2 separate regions of the Mus musculus genome follow, and region 2 is linked to region 1. The links are chromatin loops, found by intact Hi-C in ENCODE. Cell type or tissue: heart. All regions are shown on one strand. Each heading gives the region's core, and the rest is flanking DNA. Links, peaks and the distances in the headings are about the cores only. Region 1 has its middle 53 kb from the start of Gm31845. Region 2 has its middle 26 kb from the start of Psmg1.

Evidence for each region. Hi-C counts contacts between places; a loop is a spot of excess contacts. Peaks named below come from ENCODE experiments on the same cell type or tissue, not always from the same donor. Only the 100,000 strongest peaks of a DNase experiment are listed, where the experiment ranks them.
Region 2: a loop joins it to region 1, with 2.7 times the contacts of the local background. A loop is called at or near these places in 18 of 42 quality-filtered maps.

What each region holds. Positions count from the first base shown.
Region 1 is chr16:95,609,265-95,621,672 of GRCm38, forward strand. No RefSeq gene overlaps it. Among named protein-coding and RNA genes, the nearest start is that of Gm31845, 53 kb to the right of the region's middle. In heart, for the core only: a CTCF peak has its summit at 6,487 (motif pointing right); no DNase peak of the experiment used is centred there.
Region 2 is chr16:95,958,656-95,971,063 of GRCm38, forward strand. No RefSeq gene overlaps it. Among named protein-coding and RNA genes, the nearest start is that of Psmg1, 26 kb to the right of the region's middle. In heart, for the core only: a CTCF peak has its summit at 5,957 (motif pointing left); no DNase peak of the experiment used is centred there; H3K27ac peaks cover 602 bases; H3K27me3 peaks cover 315 bases.

The sequences.
Region 1 (12,408 bases), core at 2,455-10,454:
TTGAACTCAGAAATTCACCTGCCTCTGCCTCTGCCTCCCGAGTGCTGGGATTAAGGGCGTGCGCCATTCTTTACCTTTTCTGAATTTAAGGGGAAAAAAATGTAAAGGTTTCGGGTTAGGGGGGAGGCCTGGCGGCTCTGTTCTTTTTATTTAATGGCAGAATCATCGGATCCTGGTGGTTATTAATCTGCTGTCTTTGTCTCCCACCTGTATCTGCTTGTATCTCATAGTCCCGCACCCTTTCCTGGGTCCGTCACATGGAGATAGAAAGGACCCTCCTATTGAGGTCCCCAGTATGGGAAGGGCACACAAGAGAACCTTCCTGGATACTCACTCAGAGGCTCTGGCCTCAGCTGTTAGAGGGTTCCTGAGTTCCTGGGGGTTCACATGCCCCCCCAACCCCATCCCACCAAGGTGCTGTGGCTTACTGTGTTGGGAAGCTGTAGTCTGGAGTGCCTTTGCTGTCCCTGCTGGGTGTTCCTCTAACCCATCTGAGGACACCTGTCTCCCAAGCCACCTGCACTGTTTCAAAAGTCCTTTTCACGCAAAGAAAAAAGCTATTGAGAATTTACCAAGTGTTGGGGAATGGAGGTCCATCTGCTTTTTAAATTGGAGTCCTAAATGTAGTATGATGAGGGAGCCAGGCTAGGCTGGGGAGAGGCTTGAAATAAAAGCTATTTCTATCCCCACAGGCCGTCCGGGGCTATTGGCAAGCTGCTCTCAAGTCCTGCTTTCCCAATGACCCTTCAGTTAATTTTCTTCACTCCCTGGAGACTTCTGCTCCCACCTCCTCCACTATTAGAGATCCCAGGGTCTCCTCATTTTTCTTTTTTGTTCTATTAACAACCAAGATCTTCACTACCCAAAACAGAACAATACGTTCTTTGTCTATGGAATAGAAATAGCCCCCTTTCTTTAGTCCTTTAGCCTTTTCAAATTACTTTTCTGAAACACCTTAAGCAATTTTTGAAGCACAGGAGTTTGTGTCTTATTGTTTAATTAGCTACAACTTTCAAATGTGTATAGAGCAGGTGTGCTGGAATCACCGGATGGTTCAGAGTTCCCATGATCTCTCCCCTCATGCACAGCCTCTACCATTCCGGGCATTTCTGCCAGAGAGGACATTTGCTACAGTTGATGGGTTCACTCTGACTAACATGTTTCAGTCTTATGCTGTACATTCTGTGAGCTTAAGTTTTAAGCAATTTACATTTTTTTCCCCTTGATGGCCTTCGATGAATTTTTTTCTTGATAATCGTTGTGATTCCATTGCCCACTGTGGGGGTTAGCCTTTGTCAACCTGACAGGATTTCAAAGGACCTGGAAGATTACACTTCTGGGTGATCCCACCAGAGTGTCTCCAGAGAGAGGGAGAGAGCTTTAACTAAGGAGGGAAGGCTCAGTGTGAATGTGGGTGCCACTGTCTCAGGGACTGGACTCTGGGATGAAATGAAGGGGGGGAGGGGAGAAGAGGTGAAAACCATCATTCAGGTCTCCCTGCATCCTGGATGCAGATGCAATGGGACCAGCTGCCAATAGTGACATCCTCACTCCATGCCTCCTCCACCACGGCTGTGCCTCACTTCAAAACTTGAGCCCAAACAAAACCTTCTTCCTTAACTTGCTTCTTGCCAGGCACTGTGTCCTGACAAGAGCAGGCATTAACACACTCGTCCAAACTGTTTATTTTTGGATCCCGTGTTCCACATTCTTCCTACGGTGCTCTTTGAAATCATCTTTCAGTTCATATTCTTCGTTTAACATTTCATGGTTCGCCAGACTCATCAGATGCTCTTCGCGATGGTGAATTATGACTGCCAACTTACAGGAGCTACCCAGGAGGCCAGCCTCTGGCCACGTGTGTGAGGAACTATCTAGACTGGGCTAACCTCCGGACAAGCCTATGCAGGATAATCTAGATTATGTATATAACTGAGGTGGAAAGGCTCCCCTTAACTGTGGGCAGTACTGCTTCGGCCCTAGGCTGAATAGAGAGGAGAAGCAGTCTGGGTGTTGGCCTTTGGGTCTCTCTGCTTCCTTATTGTAGATGCAAGGTGGCCAGATACTTCAAAGCCCTACTTCCATGATAGACCTTACCCTCAAACTGCAAGCCACAATAAACCCTTTGTTGCGTTGCTTTTGTTGGATATGTTTTATCACAGCAACGAGACGAGTCACCAATATACTCTATACTAAAGATAAGGATAAGAAAGGAAAATTTAAGAGGAGCCATAGAAGCATCCATGGACTTCAACCAACCATGAAGGAGTCACATCATCTAACTTTCATGCCTTAGGTGAAGTCCTCTTTCCCTGTCTTGAGTCTCAGTGGAGTTAGGGGTAGGGCAAGAAGTTCAGAGTCAGTGTTCATGACCTTTGAACTTTCTTCCATTTCCCAAACATCAAATACAGAAGGCTACTGAAGACTCTCTGGACCTAGAGAGCGTGAATGAGCCCCTATCAGGGAAGCACCAGAGAACACTGTAAGCACCCTCATCAGGGCACTGACACAGACAGAGTCTACAACCAAGATCAAGTAAAATGAGCTAGCCCAGGATGAAGAGTCCTTTCGGATGGACTGAGGCAGGTCAGAGGTACCAGTGGAATCATGCATGCTGTCACCACCACCGGTCCCATTCGCACCTCCACAAACGAAAAGTAGGAATGCCAACTAAAGTTAAAATCTATGTCAACCAGACCAAATCCCAGAGTCTATACATGTAGCAGCCTTAACGACAATTAGAGAAACATCTTCATTGACGTCGCCATTGGTAGAAATAGTCACTGAGACACAGCGCCAGGCCCTCCGCAAGCCTCTTTGCCTTAGATGGCCATGAGTTCCTCCTCTGTCCTATACGGTTGTCAGATGATACAGTTGACAAGGTCAGGTGCAGCAGTGACCTTCCGTGACACCTAAGTATAGTGTTTACGGTTCCTGTTTCTCTGGGGTTGTAGGTAAGAGAAGCTGACGGCGGCAGTGAATCACTTCCTGTGGTCACTGCCCTGCTCCCAGTGCAGCTATTTTTGACAGTTGCATAAAATTCTAATTCCCAATCCGGGCATGTGTTTTATTTGTTTAACAAGAACCTAATAAGTTACAGTGGGGGTGGAGGCAAAAAGCGGGAAGATCTGAGTCAGCAAAGAGAAATGTAAGAAACACCCTTGTTGGAGAGAAAATAAATCCCAACAGCTTCGGTGATCCCTGCAACCGTCACAGAGAGAGAGGAATCTAGAGCCAGGCCTATGGTGATTTCCCACTTCCTGTGGAAGAGTCACGTGTCTCCAAAGCGAGAGAATGCTGCCCGGCTCTCGTAGCTTCTACAGCAAACCTCAGTCTCGACTTGGCAGTTGAAATGATGGGAACCTCTCCCATTCTTTACCAGATCTGGTCCTTCACTTCCGTTGAGATGACATGGTGTCCTCTGCACCTGTGATTAAGCTGATGAAAGATGTTGAGTGTGTCAGGTGTGATGCTTGAGTGTGTCAGGTGTGATGCTGTGAGTGTGTAAGGTGTGATGCTCTGAGTGTGTCAGGTGTGATGCTGTGTGTCAGGTGTGATGCTGTGAGTGAGTGTGTCAGGTGTGATGCTGTGTGTCAGGTGTGATGCTGTGAGTGTGTCAGGTGTGATGCTGTGAGTGTGTCAGGTGTGATGCTGTGAGTGAGTGTGTCAGGTGTGATGCTGTGAGTGTGTCAGGTGTGATGCTGTGAGTGTGTCAGGTGTGATGCTGTGAGTGTGTCAGGTGTGATGCTGTGTGCATCAGGTGTGATGCTGTGTGTCCGGTGTGATGCTGTGTGTCAGGTGTGATCTGTGAGTGTGTCAGGTGCAATGCTGTGTGTGTCCGGTGAGATGCTGTGTCAGGTGTGATGCTGTGAGTGTGTCAGGTGTGATGCTGTGAGTGTGTCAGGTATAATTTTACTCAGTACCATCAGAGAGTATACTGCTCCACTACAGCTAGGAAGAAGTGTCACAACTGGCAGCTGAAACAACACAAAGTTATCTCCTGTTCTGGAGGGTGGGGGTTCTGATGAAGGTCTCAGCAGGGTCGACTTCTGTGTGAGGTAACATCTACCCCAGGTCCCTTTCTTGGCTGTTGGGTAAGGCTTCCTCCTGAGCCTCTTCCCTCTGCTATGTCCAAGTGTTCTCATCGCATAAGAACTTCAGTCATAGTGGATGGGTGCTCACCCCAACAACTTAAATTTTATCCAGTCATTTTATAGAAGCCCTTCCACTGAGCTGGTGAGATTGCCCCACAGCAAATGAAGAAGAGGCAGACAGGTGACATTCCAGGCTTTGAAGCCCATTTCCTTTCTTGGAGCCCTCTCAGCTCTGACCATGTATCACGCAAGCTCTCACCAGCAGCACGTAAGTGAAGGAAGATTTATCCAGCTCATGGTTTACAGAGGTGCAGTCCATCCTGACAGGGAAGGTGTGGAGAGAGAGGTGTGTGTGTGAGATGGCTGTCATGTCACATCTACGGTCAGGAAACAGAGGAAGAGAAATTCTGATGCCTAATTCATTTTCTTCTTTTTATTCAGTTTGAGACACACATCCCAGGCCATAAAATGGTGCTGTCCATATTCAAGGAGACTCTTCCCTCGAAGTTAAACCTTTCTGGACTCCCACACATGTGCAGAGAGGTGAGTCTCCTAAGTGATTCTAAATCTACTCAACTGACAAGATTACCCCCACAAGTGGCTTTCACTAAACTTCTCTTGTGAGCCCTGAACTTTGACCTTTATACATCTTCCACATGTCACAAAAAAAAATCCTTCTGATTATTTTCCAATCGTTTTAAAGTATCAAACCATTCTCAGCTCACAAGCCAGAGAGGGACTCTGTGGGTCAGAACTGGCTATCCCCTGAGGTTGTTGCTCCTGGGACTCACTCACCCGTACCCTGTGCCCTTCACTTCCTTTAAGGTCATGACTCTTCCTTCAGTCCAGGCTAGTCCACTGTCACAACCCAACCTTGAGTTCTGTCTGCTGATTTCCACCCCCCCCCCAAAGGTCTTGATTCTTATACGTTGTGAACACAGAGGCTGTGTGGTTGGTTGCATGTTCCACCAACATCTCTCTGAGCATTTGTGCCCTTCATCAGTATCTCTCACAAATAACACTCTTCTCCTTGCTCTGCCATAGAGTGAGAGTGGAGAGTGGAGATGCTCTGAGATCAGTGGGTTCGGTTTTTGCTTTAAGAGGTGCCCAGAACAGCTCTCCAGCTGGGTATAAAGCTGACATCGTAAACTTCTAACTGAACACCCTCAATCCCTTTGTCTTATCATTGCTGTTGCTGTGGTAAACTACCCTGGAAAACCAAGGGAGAAAGGATATATTTAAAATGAGGTTCTGGGTTACAGCCCATCACTGTGGGTAGTCAGGGCAGCAAGAGCTTGAAGCAGCTGGTCACATGACACCCAGAGTGTAGATCAGAGTGGTAGTCACATGATACCCACCAGGAGGAGTAGAGAGCTGTGAATGAACTCTGTGAATGAATGAAAGAATGAATGAATGAATGAATGAATGAATGAATGCTAACACTCAGCTTGCCATCTCCACCTCAGACAATCCAGGGTACCCTTGCCCAAGGAACCGTGCTGCCCACAGAGGGTGAGTCTGCCAATCTCAATGTAATTAAGACAGTCCTCCATAGTAACCCCCAGACGGTAACCTGGTCTAGGCAGCCTCTCACTGAGACTCTTCCTGGGTGATTCTCAATTGTGCCAAGTTGGTGATTATAACTAACCTCCAAGTCCCGGGCCTCTGGCCCCCTCCTCTTCAGTCATTTCATACTCCATAACACATCACTTTTTTTTTCTAACCAGCTTTGCAGAGCCCAGGGCGTTACTCAGGAAATCCTCCCCAGACATCAGCTGAGTGAGCACTGAAGACCCCAGGGAGGGCACCGTGGCTGTGTTTTAAAATGAGCTGCTTCAGTTCTGCACTCTGTGCTTAGGGACAGCCAGTCCTTCCCATGAAAGAAGACACTTGTGAAAATGTTTGGAATGTGAAATGATTGTACAGATTAGCATGCCACGGACTCTGACAGCCCTATTCCCAAACTGGGACCTGAGCCCTATTCAGAGATGGCTTTTAAAGTCCTGCACTTCAGTGGAAGACTGGGAGGCAGAGGAGAGAACAGATATGGTGGGAAGCTGCTGTGACTTTGGAAGTGTGTTCTGACCCCAGACATCCGGGTGATGTAAGCCATGCCACCAGGAAGGCCCTGAAAGAAATGGATCCTGCCAGAATTTTCTACAACAAGGGGTCTAGAGGGGCTCAGAAAAGCAGAGCACATGATTGGCAAGGCAAATGTTAACTAGACTATGAACAAGGTCTTTCTATTCCAGGAACAAAGCTGTTCCCATCACCTCTCAGAAGCAGCACGACCCTCATCTCTTACAGTTTTTTTAAGATTTATTTATTCTCATTTTATGTTTGTGTGTTTTTGCAGCACATAGTGTGTGCCACATGCATGCAGTACCTGAATTGGCCAGAAGGTGGCGCACGATTCCCCTGGTACTGGAGTTAAGGACGGTGGATGCTGGGAATGGAACCTAGATCCTCTGCAAGAAGAGCCAGTGTGCTCAACCACTGAGCCATCTCTTCAGCTCCACCCCGACTTCATTAGACTAATAAGAGATTAATGATGTCCCATGGTGCCGTCCCAGGAGTAGTGGTTCCTGGTGAGGGCTCTCTTCTTGCATTTGGGTAGGCATTTCCAGGGATGTATGGGATGGTAGTGGGAGCTATCTGCAAATATGGCCACCCTGGTAGCTGGTCTGGGAATGATACATAACACTCAGTCCCCATCACAGGTACACAGAGTCCTGTCCTGGACTAGTTACAGGACTAGTTGATCCTGTTATTATTCTTTTTTGACACCTGCTCCTTGGAAGAGCTATGCACTAGCTGTTCCCACAGCTGGATAATGGTAGTGAATAAGGAAGCTGCCACCATCACTGTGGTTAGAGTGGTCACTATCAAGTATAGAAACATTAATAAGCACCGGTAAGCATTCAGAGAAAGGGAAACCCTTAGGTGGGAATGTCAACTAAAACAGTCATTATGGAAACAGCTTGGGGTGGTGGCCCAAGAAAGGTAAAGAATAGAACTACCACTTGATGCTCCTGGGTATTTATCTAGAGAACTTGAAACTAGTATGTCAAAGAGACGGCTGCTCTCCAGGTTCATGGCAATGCCAGGCACAGCAGCCAAGGCATGGAATCAATCTAGATGTCCACCAAACATACACACACACACACACACACACACATACATATATATATGTATATATATATGCATATATACATATACACACATATATGCATACACACATAATACACATACATACATTTCATTGTTTGGTGGACATATATGTATATGTATATGTGTGTGTGTGTGTGTGTATGTGTGTGTATATATGTGTGTGTGTGTATATATATATATATGTATATATGTATTTATGTGTATATGTGTATATATGTATGTATGTATGTATGTGTGTATACAATGTGTATGTGTGTATGTATGTGTTTATATATATAATGTGTGTATATGTGTATGTGTGTATATATGTGTGTGTATACATGTGTGTATATGTATATATGTGTGTATAGGTGTATGTATATGTATATGTGTGTGTGTGTGTGTTTATAAATGTGTGTATATGTGTGTGTATATAATGTTCCATCACAAAGAAAGATGGAGTCTTGCTGATTGTGTTGACATGGATGAATCTAGAAGACATTATGTCAGGTGAAACAAGACAAAGATAGACAAACACTGCCTGTTCTTACTCCCATGTGCACTCTAAAAGTGCTAACCCCCAGCAGTATAGGAGGGTGGTTTTCTAACAGTGGCCCAGAGAGGGTGGTGGGAGAGGCTGGTCAGTGAGCGTAAAGGTAACAGCTACACAGGAGAAGGATGTCCTATAGCACAGCAGGGTGCGTGAGGTTAAGGATACTATAGAATATTTATTTGAAAATAACTGGACAATTCTAAACATTTGAGGCGATATGTGTGCTAATTACCCCAACTTGTTCTTTACATATACATACACAAGGTGCTGTATCAAAGGACTATAATGCCTCATAAATATGAACAATTATGTGCTAGTTAAAAAGAAGCTGAGCCAGGCATCATGGTTTCGACCTGTAATCTCAGCACTTGAGAGGCTGAGGCAGGAGGACCACTGAGAGTTGAAGCCCATCCTGGGCTCCACAGAGTTGGACCCAGCCTGGGCCACGAATCGAGATCCTACCACAAACAGTGACAATAAGAACCAAGTCTAGATCTGGGGTTGGGAGTATGACTGCACATGAAGCTCCTGCTTAATGCACACGAGCCACATTAATTCCCAGCATTCTCTGTGCCCTGTGCACACCCAGATCTCCCAAATAGCTGCAGTACCGCGGGAGGAGACAAATAAGCAAATAAGAAAATTCACTGTGGTGCAGACAGGTAGCTCTGTTTCCTTTTGTGCTCAGCTTCACGCTGGTTTTAAGCTATTGATCTGGCCCGTCATGCCCGCTAGGACACTGTTCCCTGACCCTTCTTTAAGTTTCTCAGATTGGGGCTTCCTAACTTTTACTTTTTAAGTCATGTCCTGAATCTTTTCAGACTCCCGGTGTGGGCAAAATGCAAACACATCAAGCTCACTCCGGGGTGCCCTTCACAACCCATGAAAGCAGCCTGGGTGTGTGGGGCTTGAGAAAGGTGGGAAAGACTGTAAAATAAAAGTATACAGAGAGAGCTCTCTAGATGGGGTGCTGTCGCCAAAGATCTCAAAGTCCCTCTCTCTCACAGTCTCCCTGTGTGGCTCTCCAACACCCCACCCACTCAATGACCTGTTGCTCCAAAGGAGAGAGAAAAAAGCAAGTACCTAAAAGGAAAACCAGGCTGGGAGCAGTCATTACGCATTTGACATTTCTAAACTGGGCTTGACAGAGGAACTTTGAAAATATTTATCTATCAGAAAATAGTTTCAGCCGTGGGCAATTTGGTGCAAAAGGTTTAGCTGATGGAAAAACCATAACTCAGGACGACTGGCTTTAATGTAAGACGTTCTCGAAGGCCACCCAATCGCCAGCGCTTCCAACAACCTGGAAAATTTAGAGCAGCTTGGAAAAACAGCAGGGGTCCGGGGAGGCGGCCAGGGCACAGTAGGGATCGGATCATGTACGTGCTTCAGAGACATGGATGAAGTTAATATTAGATTAGAACCGAAAGCAAAAATGCAGGCTGTGTTTAAGCAGCTCCTCTCTGCCAGTGCAGTGCCTTCGCCCCTGAAAGCCGAGGGCGTCTTCCAACATGAGATGCTTTGCCGTTTGTCTATCCAGTCCTGCCCCTTCTACATTTCTGGGGGAAAAAGTCTATGTGTGCCCAAAGTCCCCTCCTGCAGTGGAAAGGACTGCCTAGTGGGTGGTTGGACAAGCCATTCCACAGCTGCCCTGGGCAGCTACACTGGCCACCCGAGGTCTTTCTCCTACTGACCTAGGCTGCTCTGAGCCACTTGACATTTGGAGGTCGGTTCACCTGTCACTTCACCAACAACTTCCCTAAGACAGTTGTCTTCTAGAACATTCATTCTTACAGCCACGATCCTTTTTGTTATTGCTTTCTTACTAAGTTGAATACAGCAAGCCACTTAAGAACGAGAAAACCATTGGCAGAAAAGGAAAAAGTGAGCCCAGGCTTTCAACACTCAATCTTCCCTGGTTGATCTGCCCTTCATCTAATCCCAACTGCACACAGGAGGCTGTCAGCCACTCCCAGGTTCAAAACCCACCTTCCTACTGCTGTTGGAATGATCTCTCGAGCACGGTACATGACACCCACTCATTGTCCAGTCTTGGCGTTCTCCAGAACCCATCATGTTCTCTGGCTGTACCCTACTTAAGCAGTGTCTGCTTAAGAGGACCCCCAACCCCACCCCAATCTGGGAGCATTACAGGCAGGGGTATTATCCTCAAAGCTCACATGCCTTCCTCCAGTAACTGCTTCCTGGCTCTGGCCGGACAACTGTTGCCCTAGCCAACTCCCAACGTTGGCTGAAGTGCCCGGTAGACTGTCATGCCCTACTGTAGCACTGTTCCTGCACACATCTGTAACTGCCTGTTTGCACAGCTGCTTTCTGTTAGACCCCTGGAGGGCAAGGGCTGCATCTTATCCTCTGTTGTAGCCTTATGCGCCATCTCTGGGTTGAACATATCATAAATGTTGAACAAATGCTTGATGAATCCATTGATGCAATTCCAAAGACGGATGTTTGGGTCAAACCGAATGAAAGGACAGGTATGTGAGCATTTTAGGCCTACAGAAGTGGCAGTTGTATGATTCTAGCTAATAAGCAAATCCCTTAGGAAAACTGCCCCAGTAGTGGGGAGCACTTGATGTTACGTCTAAACGATGCAGAGGAGAAGGTGAAGCCCGGGAAAGACATGCAGGAGTTCACAGAAGAGAACAAGGTAAAAGGAAAGAGAATTCTGAAAAGGACTGAACAGGCATTTCCAATCAATTATATGCTGACAATTTTTCCTGGTCTCCCAAATATTGCCCTTCAGCCTTCCAAACCATCTGGAAAATTCCTTCTTCTGGATGAAGCATGATCCTGCCAAGTGTGAGCTCCAAATCTTTTGACAGTCACAGTGAAGCTTGTCAAACCATGGGGCACTTTACAAAGAGGGGGGAAAACCATCTGACATCAAAAATCCATTTGGTCTTACTCATCTTTCAGAGAACTCTGTAATCTTGGGATTAAGTGCCAGAGACACGGTGCACTTGGGCTGCTAAGTGAGAATGTTCAGAAAAGCCAGCTTCCAGGAGAAAAACAAACTCCAAAGTCAGTGGTGGTGGTGGTGGTGGGGGAGGTAAAAATGGTCTCCTTAGAGCTGAAGCAAAGAACGTGTTACTCTTGTCGTGAGTGACTCAGGGTGCTATGGGTGAAAATAGGGTTATCCTGACAGCTTGCTTTTCATCTACAAGAAATATTACTATGTGCACAAGCTATGACTCATACACACCCTCTGACCGATGGCAGAAAAGCTGTACTGTGTGGCTGGGTATGAAGTGTTACAGTCTGTGTGAAGGGGTCTTGGGTTAGTCAAGTGAGACAATTATGTAATATACCAATAGAAAAATCAACTCCAAACTGTCCTGTGGCACATGGTGTTCAGGCATTGACTCCTTGCTAGAGAGATGCTTACTCAGGTAGGGTAAGCATCCATACAATGATGCCATCGCAGGCACTTGGAAGCACCAATCACAGTCAGCCTGGGAAGTCCAAAGCAGCAATTTCCCAAACATCCATCAAAGGTGTTGTTCTAGATTCCAGGGTACAAAGGCAAAGAGGAATGACTCAGGTACCCCAGGAGTTGACTCTCTTCTGCAAGAGCCAGCCCAGAAGACAGATAGATGTCCAGGCACCGTGCAAAGGAGACAAGGAGCAGCCTTTGGCTGCAGTGTGAGGGGAATGTTGCTAGAGTGGAGAGAAGGTGGGGTGATCTCTGAAGACACCACATAGGAGAGAGGCTGAGCAGTATTCATGTGTTCCTATGAGACAGTTACCTTCAAAGAGGGAAATAATGCTTTGCCCCTGAGAAGGGGCAGAATGTAACTAAGGGCGTGAAATCTCTTACTGTTTTTAATGTCAGAACGAAGCCAGGAAGCAATGATAGCTTCATCTGACTCAGATGCAACGATAATGTACTGATTGTTGTTTTTGTTGTTTTCTGTGGTACTGGCAATCAAACCTAGGGCTTTGTGCATACTAGGCAAGGGCTTTGTACTGATTATCATGTTTTACAAGAGTGCTGTCCTTTCACGGACAAATTTGTCTCGTTTACTTTTATTGGTACGTTCTGGGATAGTTCTGATGTTTTCTTTCTTCCTTTAATTTTCAAGACAAAAAGAGGTTAATTAAATGAAGTATGTGTTCGGTGAAGAATCTTCTCAGAGTTGATGCAGCTGAGGACCCAGCTGAGGTAGAGATGCGTCTGACGTACACCTGAGAGAACTCTCTCCATGTTCCCCCAGTCACCGATTCTTCCAAGTCACCAGCCTGACTTCTCAGTCTGTCAATGTTTTTGCATCTCTTTTAACAAATGGAGTCATGTGCAAGCCCGTGCTCTCACACTCAGCTTCTTTGACCAAGTAGGATGCTTGAGAGATTTGGTGCTGCCATTGTTCTATAGGGTTGTGTTCTCCCATTGAAGAGTGTGAAGTGGTGTGGCCATAGCACCGTGGAGGCGTGCAGGCATCTGAGCGCTCTCCTGCTCTGGGCTACCAGAGTCAGCACCAACTGTGAGCTCTGCCAGGCTTGTTGTTGTTGTGATTGTGAGAGTGCATTCCTGCCTGGCACACACCTAGGAGTGGAATCACTAGCAGATAGAGTGTGTGGGCTGTCCGGTTT
Region 2 (12,408 bases), core at 1,936-9,935, 350 kb after region 1:
TTTCCATATGTGTGATGATGGCATCTTACATTAGTATTCATCACATGACCAGCATTGAGCCTTTCAAACATGGCCACCTATGGTCCTAGTAGCCTATGCCTCTTCATATGGGCAGCTTCTCTGGAATCTGCCACACTAGCGCTTTGCTCAAGCCCAGCGCTGACACCCATTCACAGTGCAGTGGACATGAACCTCTGAGTTAATGTGATGTGTACAAAATGGAGTCAACTGATTCTTCCACGGCCTCTACCCACTCCTCACATGAGCCTTGTCTTGTCTCCTAAGATAACACATTAGTCAGCCTCTGCAGCCCACTTTTTTTTGACATTATCAAATATGCTTTATTCATATAGTGGTTAATGAAAGAAATAGTGAAACTTAGATGTCCCACAACTGAACTTCAAAACATGCTAAGTAAAAGAAACCAAACACTAAAGTCACCTGTAGTGACCATTTGTATAATGATGTAATTAATTGACTAATATTATCAAATTATACACTTAAAGCAATTAATATATGTGAAAAAAACAGCTCTTTCAAATGGTTGGTCCTGATCACTAGACATTGATAAACAGCTATGAATTTTACCTACAACTGAAAACAGCTAAGCCTTTCCATTTGCTGCTAGGCCAGCACCCGGTAGAGCTAATTAAAGATTCCTTCTTCAATAATAAACAGAGAACTTGGTTTAACCAACAAAATGAAAATTCATGCAGTTCCTTGGCCTCAGTCAGGCTAAAAAGATAAAAAACAAAACAAAACTGATTCACAGCCAATACCATACTCCCATGACCGTCATAAACACTCTTGTCATTTTTTGCCACTTTTAAAAAAGAGTGTGTGTGTGTATCCTGTGTCATAAATATATATGTGTATTTATATGTATTTATAAATATATACATGTATTTATATAAATACATAAATATCTATATATGTATTTATATGAGGTACATATATACCTGTATCTGTGAGTGTGCACATGTGAAGGCCAGCCAGAGAAGAACACTATATATCTTGAGCTCATTGACCACAGTCTATGAAGACAGGGTGTCTCAGTGAACTTACAGCTCAATGATTTGGCTAGATTGGTGGCCACTGATCCTCTAAGATTTTCCATCGTCACAGGAGTCCTGCTGGAGTTATACACGTATATATGGCCACAACTAACGTTAAAATATTCTTTGATAATTTCATAGCTGTATACAATTGCAGCCCACTTTTTAGAACAGTTTCTTCCCCACCAGCGTAGTTTATATAAAGTGTTGCTGCTGACTGGCTTGAAAGCTGTGCATTCACAATTTTGCAGACCAATGGCTTTCTTAAAGGGAAGAGGTGTTTTGTCCAAGTTATAAGCGAGCTCCCAAGGACTTTCAGAATCATCCTGGAAGGAGACAAGAGAACTGAGATGCCTCTGTCTAAGCCAACCCCTCCGAGATAGCCTTACTCCCTCCGTTTTCCTGATGCCTGCCTCCGCAAACAGGGGTCTGCTTGCTGCTGCCATCACTAAGTGCTGTGCTTTTGAAAACTGAAGCCCCAAACTGACTGGCTACTCACTGTGTGTGTCTCTCTATCTCTGTCTCCATCTCTGTCTCTGTTTCTCTCTCCACCCTCCCCTCTCCTACTTTCCCTGAAACACCAAAAACACACTAATAAGTATGACCAAGCGTCAATTTCTGAATGCTACCCTGTCGTGCCTGCGTGAAAGGACAGTGGGCTTGCACCAGGGAGATTCAGACTAGGGAATATAGTTTGGGTGTGAATGACTCAAGGAGCTTTAGGGTGTACTAAAAGCTTATTCTTTTAATTATAATATAGACTCCTAATAACAAAGCTACAGCCAAAATAAAACACGAGTAGACTGGAAAGCCTTCATTTCTTTTTTTTTTTTTTTTTAAGATTTATTTATTTATTATATGTAAGTACACTGTAGCTGTCTTCAGACACTCCAGAAGAGGGAGTGTCAGATCTTGTTACAGATGGTTGTGAGCCACCATGTGGTTGCTGGGATTTGAACTCTGGACCTTCGGAAGAGCAGTCGGGTGCTCTTACCCACTGAGCCATCTCACCAGCCCGAAAGCCTTCATTTCTTTGACCTAACATCTAAAGACTGTCTCCTTCTATCCCATCACCCACCTGTTCTAGGACACTGGTACCCACTCCACTGGCTGTGGTGGTGTAGGAAGGAGGAAACTATACCTTCCATACTCTGTAGAAGAGAACTGTGATGGTTTGTATATGCTCAGCCCAGGGAGTGGCACTATTAGAAGGTGTGGCCCTATTGTAGTAGGTGTGTCACTGTGGGTGTGGGCTTTAAGACTCTCATGCTAGCTTCCTGGAAGTCAGTATTCTGCTAGCAGCCTTCAGATGAAGATGTAGAACTCTCAGCTCCTCCTGCACCATGCCTGCCTGCATGCTGCCATGTTCCTGCCTTGATGATAATGGACTGAACCTCTGAACCTGTAAGCCAGCCCCAGTTAAATGTTGTCCTTATAAGAGTTGCTGTGGTCATGGTGTCTGTTCACAGAAGTAAAGCACTAAGACAGGAACAATACCTTCTGTACCCTATAGGAAGGATTTTTAGCTTACTCTGTAGGAGAGAACTGTACCGTCCACAGTCTATACACCTCCCTTCCCACACCCTGCACTGTGCCCAGCTGTGAGGGATGCTGAGAAAGGGAAGCCTTAAGCAATGCAGAGCTGAGGTTTCAGTTATTGTGGGAGACAGAACAATGGACACTAAAGGATAACTAGCAATTTGTGACACTCTCATGAATGACTAAGCCAGCTCAGTCAGTCAACAGGTTCTCCAGATCAGAGAGAGGATTGAAAAGTAAAAAGACAGTTAGACAACATTGTAGCATGACCCCTGTCAATTCTGAGACTGAAGGCAGGTTTAATGTTTCCCAATTCGCTTTTATACCATTTTAATTACATGCAGGTATTTAGGGCAAGCAGTACAATGAGGAACTAAAAAGACAACAGTCAAGGATCAAGCAAGACAATAAACACAAGGTCCCATGATCACTCTGGTGATCCCTGTTTCTAAGGATGATCAAGATATCTGAGCCTACTTCTTTGTTCTACCCTAAAACCAGATTCTGACTTCCTTGTCCTTGGCCAATGTCAGGTCCCTGCCTGGACTTACTTCTTTGTCATGGTCTGATGTCAGATTCCTGCCAAGCAGCCCATTTCCTTGTCCTTGGTCAATGTCAGATTTCTGCCAAGTGGCACCCCAAAAGGCTCTCCACTCATGAAATAGAATAAGTACTTTATTTTAAATCCTACCTACTCCTTGCAGCCCAGGTGCCAGCCATCTCTTCAGTTATCAGAATACCCAGTGTTGCCTCCCACTTCAAATCACTCAGTGACAAGTACTCTCACCTCCCAACACTGACCCTTGAACCTCTTGTCTATCCCAGTGTGGCTGAATCAGCTTCTGCCTCAACACCGTCAGGGCAGGCAGACCTGTCCTTACACATAACCAACTCATATAAAAGTTATTTGTATTGTGCTTTATAGCGAACAGCATCTTCCAAACACAGAGCTCACCTGCAGATCCCCTCCTGTATCTTCCTTCTACCTACCAAGTCCTTCTCACGATAGAGGTCTGGGAAGACACCTGAGTCCTCACATCCACTGCCTCTGCCTCGGACCCTTGGACAGACTTGACTTTTGTGGAATTAGGAACCAGGTGGACCTAATGCAGACAGCAGGAACATAGGCCAAGAGTTCTGTGTGGCCCTGTAAACCTGAGGCTGCTTTTCTCTCCAGGCCCAGTCTGCCTCTACCAAATCCAAACAAGGTTAGTTATGGTCATATGGGTCCCAGAAGGCAGAGTAGGAGCTGCCTGGACCCCTATGGGGCCTCAGAGAACCTCTCAAGAATTTTCTCCACATTTTTTCAAAGGAAATTCCACGAAAACACAAAGATATCTGACACCCCCACCCAGTGTGTGGTGAGTACCTCAGTTTGCAACTGGATCTTCTTTTCTTTTTCTTTTTTGTTTTCTTTTCTTTTCTTTATATACCCAGCAATATAGCATAGAATAGAGTTTATTCAGGCATAGGGAAGGGAGTTAAGAGGGCAGTAGAGGCAGAGAAAGGCAGAGAGAGTAGAGAAGTAGAGGCTGGCCGTGACCATGTGGAGAGATGGGGAAGGGAATATGGAAGGGAGGGGGGAAGGGACGAGCCCAAGGGGGAAGCAAGAGAACAAGAGCTACAGCTGGCTTTTCATCAAGACTATATACAGTATCTGCTGGAATCAGGCTCTCTGTTCCCTAAGGGAACTTCATGGCCTCCTTTCAAAGAAGGGACACTGGAGAGAGAGAGCAAGAACTCCAGCTCACAGCGGCCATGCTGTAAAGAGAGTCTGCCTGGGTGGGCTTGGGACTAATGGCCCTAGGGAGCTTTTGTACTCTTGGGAGGTCTTGGTGCCTGGGATGCAGAGTGAGACAAGCCAGAACATTCCTTGTCATGGGGAGAGAGTGGAGGCTGGACTCAAAAACCCCCAGGGCTCAGGGTCACAGCCATTTCTGGGCAGGAGAAGTAGGAGCCTGGCAGTAAGGCAAGACAGGGGGGCTTAGCCATAAACACAGAAGTGAGGCCTCCTCGAATGGCCACAATGGGCCATATTCAGTGGAGGAAGGGAGGGCCAGTGCTGCTGTGGCTAGGAAGACCTTAAAGAGAGATCACCCAGCAATCCACCCCAGGCACATAGCCTGAGAGCCTTCTATGATTCCCTCTAACAGGAGAGACTGAGGCAGCAACTCTGCATGCCCCACAGAGCAATGTTGCTCAGAGAGCAAAGCCTTCTGCTTGCCATGGCTGCGAACAGAGTGTGCTTCTTCCAGGAGATTACTCTCCCATCTGCAGTAACAACTATCTGGGGCCTCATAAAAACCATGAGAAAAAGCAGGGGTGGGGGCGGGGGGCAGGTGGAGGGTGAGAGCAGGTAGAGGGGTGGGGACAGCTTTCTGTTTTTCAAAGTCAACATTATGGTTTTTTTTAAAGATTTATTTATTTTATGTATATGAGTACACTATAGCTGTACAGATGGTTATGAGCCATCATGTGGTTTCTGGGAACTGAGCTCAGGACCTCTGCTTGCTCTGGCCCAAAGATTTATTTATTATTATATGTAAGTACACTGTAGCTGTCTTTAGACACACCAGAAGAGGGCATCTGATCTCATTACAGATGGTCGTGAGCCACCATGTGGTTACTGGGATTTGAACTCAGGACCTTCAGAAGAGCAGTCAGTGCTCTTACCTGCTGAGCCATCTCACCATCTCACCAGCCCAACATTGGTTTTTTAACATGTACCTCTCTCTCTCTCTCTCTCTCTCTCTCTCTCTCTCTCCCTCTCTCTCTCTCTCTCTCTCAGAGTGTGTGTGCCATGTATGCATACGAAGATCAAAGAGTAACTTTCCAGGGTCTGTTCTTCTTCCCTACCACATGAGTTCTTGGATCAAACTCAGGTCATCAGCTTTTGCAGCAAGCACCCTTAACCCCTGAGCCATCTTACCAGCCCTCAGACTAAAGGTCTAGTGCATACAGATGGCTGTGCTGTTTTTAGTTACTTATGGGTGGTTGTGGAAGAATCTAGTATTAATACAGTCAGATACTTAGGGAAGATAGGTTATAGACTCAGATCAGCCAGGCCCTGAAAGAAAGAAAGAAAGAAAGAAAGAAAGAAAGAAAGAAAGAAAGAAAGAAAGGAAGGAAGGAAGAAAGAAAGAAAGAAAGAAAGAAAGAAAGAAAGAAAGAAAGAAAGAAAGAAAGAAAGAAAGAAAGAAAGAAAGAAAGGAAGAGAGGAAGGGAGGAAGGGAGGAAGGGAGGAAGGGAGGAAGGGAGGAAGGGAGGAAGGGAGGAAGGGAGGAAGGGAGGAAGGGAGGAAGGAAGAAAGACCTTTGTTGAGCAATACTGCCCCCTTGTGACCGATCTTCACTCATAATTTCAGTAGGTTAAGGAGGGCAGCAGTAACATACAGCTTGTTCAACCGCTTTGCACGTTCTAACGTTCTTGTGTGCCCGGAGGGAACGTTATGAAATAATCATTTCTAAGTGGGCAAGAGTTTGATTTAAGAACACTGTGATCAAATATTCACCAGAGTTCACAGTAGCACCTGAGAAAATGTGGGCTGCTGACGTGCCGACAGCTTCATTCCCTCACAGCCCTCACACCGGCCCCAGCAGCCTGAGCAAGCATGGCAATGTCCAGGGGACTTCAAGTGTAAATTCCTTCCAGCCTGGAAAAGCCACCTGATGGATTTGTTCTGCAGTAACAAGAGACAGCTCCTCAAAACATTTTCAGGGATTCTAAAAACAGTCTGTATGCAGAAGTTGATACATAAATCGGTTTAGGACGTGCCATTCTTGACCTGAATCCTCTCACATTCACCAAATACCACCCAATCCAACAGCAGTCAGTCTCCTGCATATGCCATGTGTGGGGCTGGAGGCTCCAGCCTCTGGCTACACACCTGAGGTCTTTGCACAGTCAGCTGTCACACCTGTGACTTTCTCAGCCCCATTTCTGATGTGCAGTTTGAATCTTCAGTTTGTGGAGATCTCCACTTGGTATGCATTAAAGTATCCTCAGACTCAGCCTGACAGAGTGTGCAGGAGTAGCTTGCAGAATGCTGGCTGGTGTGTGAGCCCTTGGGTCCAAGCTGAGACTTGAATACTCTAACAAGTTGGTGCTCAAACTTGGCCACACGTTGGCTTTACCAGAGGGTGAAGAAATCCTGGATCGAATCTCCAGAAGTCGACTGAGGTTGTGTGGCTTTTGGGTTGGGCACTGAACATTTGAAAGCTCCCCAGATGGTTCTAACACCCAGCAGAGTTTCAGGAACACAGTCTCTAAGAAAGAAAAAGACTAGAGATCCTCTCTCTTTGAGTCTCAGTAAGCTGCGTGACTGCTCCATGTCAATGTTTTCATCCTACAGGGCAGCTCTGTGAAGCCTCCTTGTGCTGCATTAAACAAAATAAGAAACTAACAGAAGACAATGTGACTTGTGTCCAATATGGAGGGACAATCCGGTTCTCTAAGATTTCTGAGAACTTATATTGACGGAGGTTGCCTTTCAGCCTGGATTCAAAGCTGTCTGGGATGCCATAGGGCAGGTAGCAGACTGACTTCCAGAGCCCTTCAAGCCTCCCAGCCACTAGTCAGGAGTTTATCTTGAGAAAGTCAATAAAAGAGTCGTAGCCATGGAAACTGCATTGAAAACCACTCTGGACTTTTGACGTCTGAATATTATCAAGCTGCTGTCCTTGTCCTTCTAGATGACCGGCTAAGGATATATTCAGGCAAGACAGAAGAGCACCTGGTTTTCCTATTGTGCCTTCCCCAGTGCACCATGACTTGAATGAAGGAAGACAAACCACACCTCTTACTTAGAAGGTGAAGATCCAGGATGGAGGGACTGCTCAGTGGTTAGCGCATGCCCAAAGCTGGCCTTGGCACACACCTTTAGTCCCAAACCCTGAGAAGCAGAGGTGGATCTCTGTGGGTTTCAGGCCTGCCTGGCTTATATAGCAAGATCCAGGCCAGCTGAGACACACACTGAGTCGCTCTCTCAGAAAAATAATAATAATAATAAAACCTGAGTCCAGTTCACAGCACCTATCTGGAGTGGCTGACAACCAAGGCAGAACCTCCCCCTCTGGCCTCCACGGGCCCCTGCACTCATGTGCACATGTCCAGCCACAGACATAACACACATACTCATAAACCAACCAAATAAATCCTTATATTTTAAAAAGGCAAATATTCAATCTTTGGAGTCATAATATATGCTGTTTACAGGATGCTTGGGCTTGTATACCACTATAAATCAGGTGGTTCCTACCATGCCTTTGTTGGGTTGGATAATTTACTATGACAGCTTACATAATTTAGGGAAGCAGCCGTCCATTTAACACCTGCTGAGCAGAGAGCTGCTATCTGCGGAGACCACTGCCAGCTTTTCCCTGGTGCTCTCTGGAGCTCTCCCCGACAGTTCCTCCTTCAACTAGCTGCTGGAGGTGGGGGTTAGCTGGAGAGATGGTGGCCCCACAGTTGAGAACATCTGCTGCTCCTCCAGAGAGGTTCATTTCCCAGAACTCATATGACTCTAGCTCCAGGGGATCCAACACCCTCTTCTGGCCATGGTAGGCACCTACACACACTGGCACACATAAATTAAAAAGAATAAATCTTTAAAAGGCTTTCTTTTATGCTAGCTGTTTTGTGACTCCCCCTGAAATCAGTCTGCCTTGTTTACCTGGTAGCCCCACTAGTGAATAAGGTGAGATTATCCAACAGGACAGCGTACCTGTCCTCTCGAGTCCCAAGCCTTGCTCACACTGATCCCCACTCCAAGGAATTCTCCCCTTCTTGGTGGACACCAATTGTACGTCCTATAGTTTGTATGGTCCTGTGACTGGCAGGATTAGTGCAGACTCCCCAACCCCAGGCTTAGGGGTACAGACCCCTACTTCAATCACAAGTCCAGAACTCCTATATTTCTGGCCACCTCACTATAAATCAGGTGGTTCCTACCATGCCTTTCTCGGGTTAGATAAGTTACTGTAACAGCTTACAACATTTAGGAAAACATTTGTTTCTTTCCCATTTGATAATAGAGGATACAGCTCGAGAGGAGCCACACTGAAGAATTGCCGAGAGCAAGGAGTGGGAAGAGGTGTAACCCCCAGTACCTCCCTGCTCACCCACCGAGGTCTCCAAGCACCACGGTTTGAGTACTCTTATGGAGGCTTCAAGAGGGCATGTCAGATTATTAGCTCAATATCTACCTCTCTCACCTTATCTTCGATCATTTTCCCACTGGCTGAGAAGACTGTCTTTAAGAACTGGAGTTCGTTCATGCTTGTTTTCGACTGAGGGAAATCATGTGACTTTTCTTACAGCGCCAGCCTCTCTGGACTCAAGGCTTCATGTCTGATGCTGTGTGGAAAAGAAAGCCGCGGAAGGACTCAGGCTGTGGAGTGGGTGAGTCAGCTTCGCACTATGGGAAACCAGCTCTGACTGATGCCTGGAAGACCGTGGAGGGTTCCCGACAGGATGTTCTATTAACAGACCACAGGAAACAACGATTCCCACAGTTTTGTCATCAGGTAACTGCAGAATGATGTGCAGCCTAGGCAAGCACCCCCATCTCCAAGACTACAGCTCTGTGTTGCCCCAGCTCGCTGTCTGTGTGGCCTCCAGCCCCACGGCAGTGGGATGGATGCCTGTCACACTTGCCCATGATCTAGACACCTTCACTTAACACTTTAACAAAATGCCTGAGGAAAGCTATTTAAGGAAGGAAATGTTTATTTTGGTGAACGGCTTGGTCCAGTCAATCATGTTGGAGAATCCATGGCAGCAGAGCGAGTGTGAAGTGGTTATGTTGATTCTTCAGTCAGGAAGCAGAGACGATGAATATTTGTCTTAGTTAGGGTTACCGTTGCTGTGATAAAACACCATGATCAAAAAGCAAGTTGGGGAGGAAAGGGTTTATTTGGCTTATACTTCCACATTGTAGTACATCATTGATGGAAGTCAGGACAGGAACTCAAACAGGACAGGATCCTGGAGGCAGGAGCTGATGCAGAGGCCATGGAGGGGTGCTGCTTTCTGGCTTGCCCTCCATGGCTTGCTCAGCCTGATTTCTTATAGAACCCAGAACCAAGGAATGGCAACACCCACAATGGGCTGGGCCCTCCCCCATCAATCACTAATTTTTAAAATGCCCTGTATGTTTGGCTGCAGCCTGATCTTATGGAGTCATTTTCACAATTGAAGCTTCCCTCTCTCCAGACCTTGAGTCGAGGTGACATAAGAGTAGCCAGCACAGCCTGGCGCTCTTGCATTCAGTCTCAGACCTCCCTCAGAGGATAGTTCCAGCCACACGCAGGGTAGGTTTTCCCTGCATTGGTTAAAGCATCCTGAAAATAACCTCACAGACACACCCTGAGATATGTTCCCACACAGTCTGATCCGACTGACGATGAAGATTCGTCGTGACAGAGAAGAGCCTATAGAATTTTCCATTCCCCAACCACTGAACGAAAACCTCAGGTTTCCCACGGATGGGCCCAGTGTTCCAAAATCCATGTCACAAGAAGTCCAATGTACAGAGTAGCTTGACCTGGTCCAGCTTGGTCCCACCTAGCCTTCTACCCCAGAATGTCTGGGTCCTGTTAGAAAGGGGACAGGCTGAGGTAGCTCTAAGCTACCTGAGTTTGTTCTTCATCATTAGACATCTTGGTCTGCTCTGGTTGACTGAATAGAATACGAGACATTGGAGAACTTAAAACATGCAACTAACTCTAGAGACATGACTCGGTGTGGACTACTTAGATTTGATCCTTAGCACTACAAAACGAAGACAAATCTAAAAAATATTGTCTCAGTACAGAAGGTACGCATCAAGGCCCAGGCATAGGCAAGGTTGGCTTCTAATGAGGCCTGTCTCCTCAACAGGCAGGTGGCTCTGTCCCCATGTCCTAAGAGTCTCTTCCTCTGTGTATGGAGAGGTCTGAAGAACCTCAGTCCCACTGCACCGAGGGCCTCGCTGTCCTGGCCTCATTGGACCTTAATTATACCTCGTCCTCAAATCCAGTCACCCTGAGGTTAGGAGATTCAACATAAGAGTGTGAGCCTGTCCAGCAGAGCTGATGAGAGGCTTGGACCACCAGCTGCCTGCAGGGACTCTGGGGAGGCCTTGTTGCCACAGGGAAGTCATCAGAAGACTGAACTCTGGCCCTCAGGCTCTGCAGTGAATTCCCAGCCACTTCGGTAGGGGCAGCAAAGATATCATAGTAAGTTTCCTACCCAAGATGGGAGGGTTGAGAAAGCAAATGCCTCATCAGTCGTAAAGAGCATCAGCTGTGACCCAGGTGCAGTGGCCACATCCCGAGAATTGTCCTTCTGAGACCCAAAGTGCCCGTGCATGAGTATATGATTGCTGAAAATTAAAAGAAAACTATGTCCACGGTGGTAGGAGGGACCTTGTTGGAAAGAGGGGGTGAGGAGAGGTGAGAGAGCGGAACGGGACTCCAAAGGACCAGATATATCCTATACATGAAACTGACGAAGGATAAAATCGATTTAATTGATTCTTCAAAAATAAATATATGTAAATGTTTTGTGATATGTACTCTGTAATGTTTATCTGTGGAGGAGGAAGTTAGAAATAGAATTGGACTTCCTGCTTGTAAAATGCACACATAAGTACCCAAAGAAACTCATCCCCTACTACAGAAATCCAGGTGGATCTTCCACAGCCAAGGCCTGCTCCTCTGCATCTTCACGCTTCCTCCAAAACCGAGCAATCACTAGTAACCATGTAGCACAGTCAATGCTAGGCTGTCTTAAAATCTGCCAATGACAGCAATCCAAAACTCTTCCATTTAGCCTTGGGCAGACTTTTTGGACAAAGACAGAAAGTAGCCACACTCTTTGCCAAAACACCACAGGAATGGTCTCAAGCTCCATTGCTACTATTGTTCCCCTCTGAAACCACTTGAACTGGGCCTCCACAGTCCAGGCGGCTCTCAGCACATCTATCTTCCAAGGTTCTACTAGTGTGGACCATTAAGCCTTATGTACAGCATTCAACGCCTTATGTTCCCAATCCAACATCCCAAAGTCCACATTCCTCCAACGAGCAGCATGGTCAGGCCTGTCACAGCAAAACCCAACCCCTGGTACCAACTTGTATCCTAGTAGCAGCTCTATGAGTGTGAATAGACACCATGACCAAGGAAACTTACAGAAGAAACAGTTTGTTGGGTTTCAGGTTAGTCCATGACCACCATGGCTGGGAGCTTGGCAGCATACAAGAGGCAAGGTGCTGATATTTTACCTTGTATCTGTCAGCTTGAGGTAGAAAGGGACAGACTGGGCCTGTTGCAGGCTTTTGAAACCTCTAAGCCCACCCCCCAGTGATGCCTATATATATATATACACACACACACACACACACACACACACACATATATATATATATATACCCAAAAAACATATGCATATACCACAAGCACAAAACCCTTTTTTTTTAATCTAAAATGATGATTATGTCTGAATACACATACAAAATGAAAGCCAAAACATACTCACTGAAGAAGAAATTAGACTGGTTCTTTACTTCCTATTTGAGATTAGGTGATACTGTCTCAGGAATGGTAAATGTGTTTGTGTTTTTCCACAATGCCAGAATTTACTGAATAAATGAGACTTTTAAAGTTGAATTGCGTTTCATCTGAGATCTTTGAGACAAACAAGTATGGGGGTGTTATGTGTGGGTTATTATGGGATGTGTTTGTGAGTCAAAGTTGGCAAGTTAGCTTTAGCCAGCAGCCTTAGAGTCACCACAGAGGGAGGAACCACAGCTGATGAACTGCCTCCATCAGTTTGG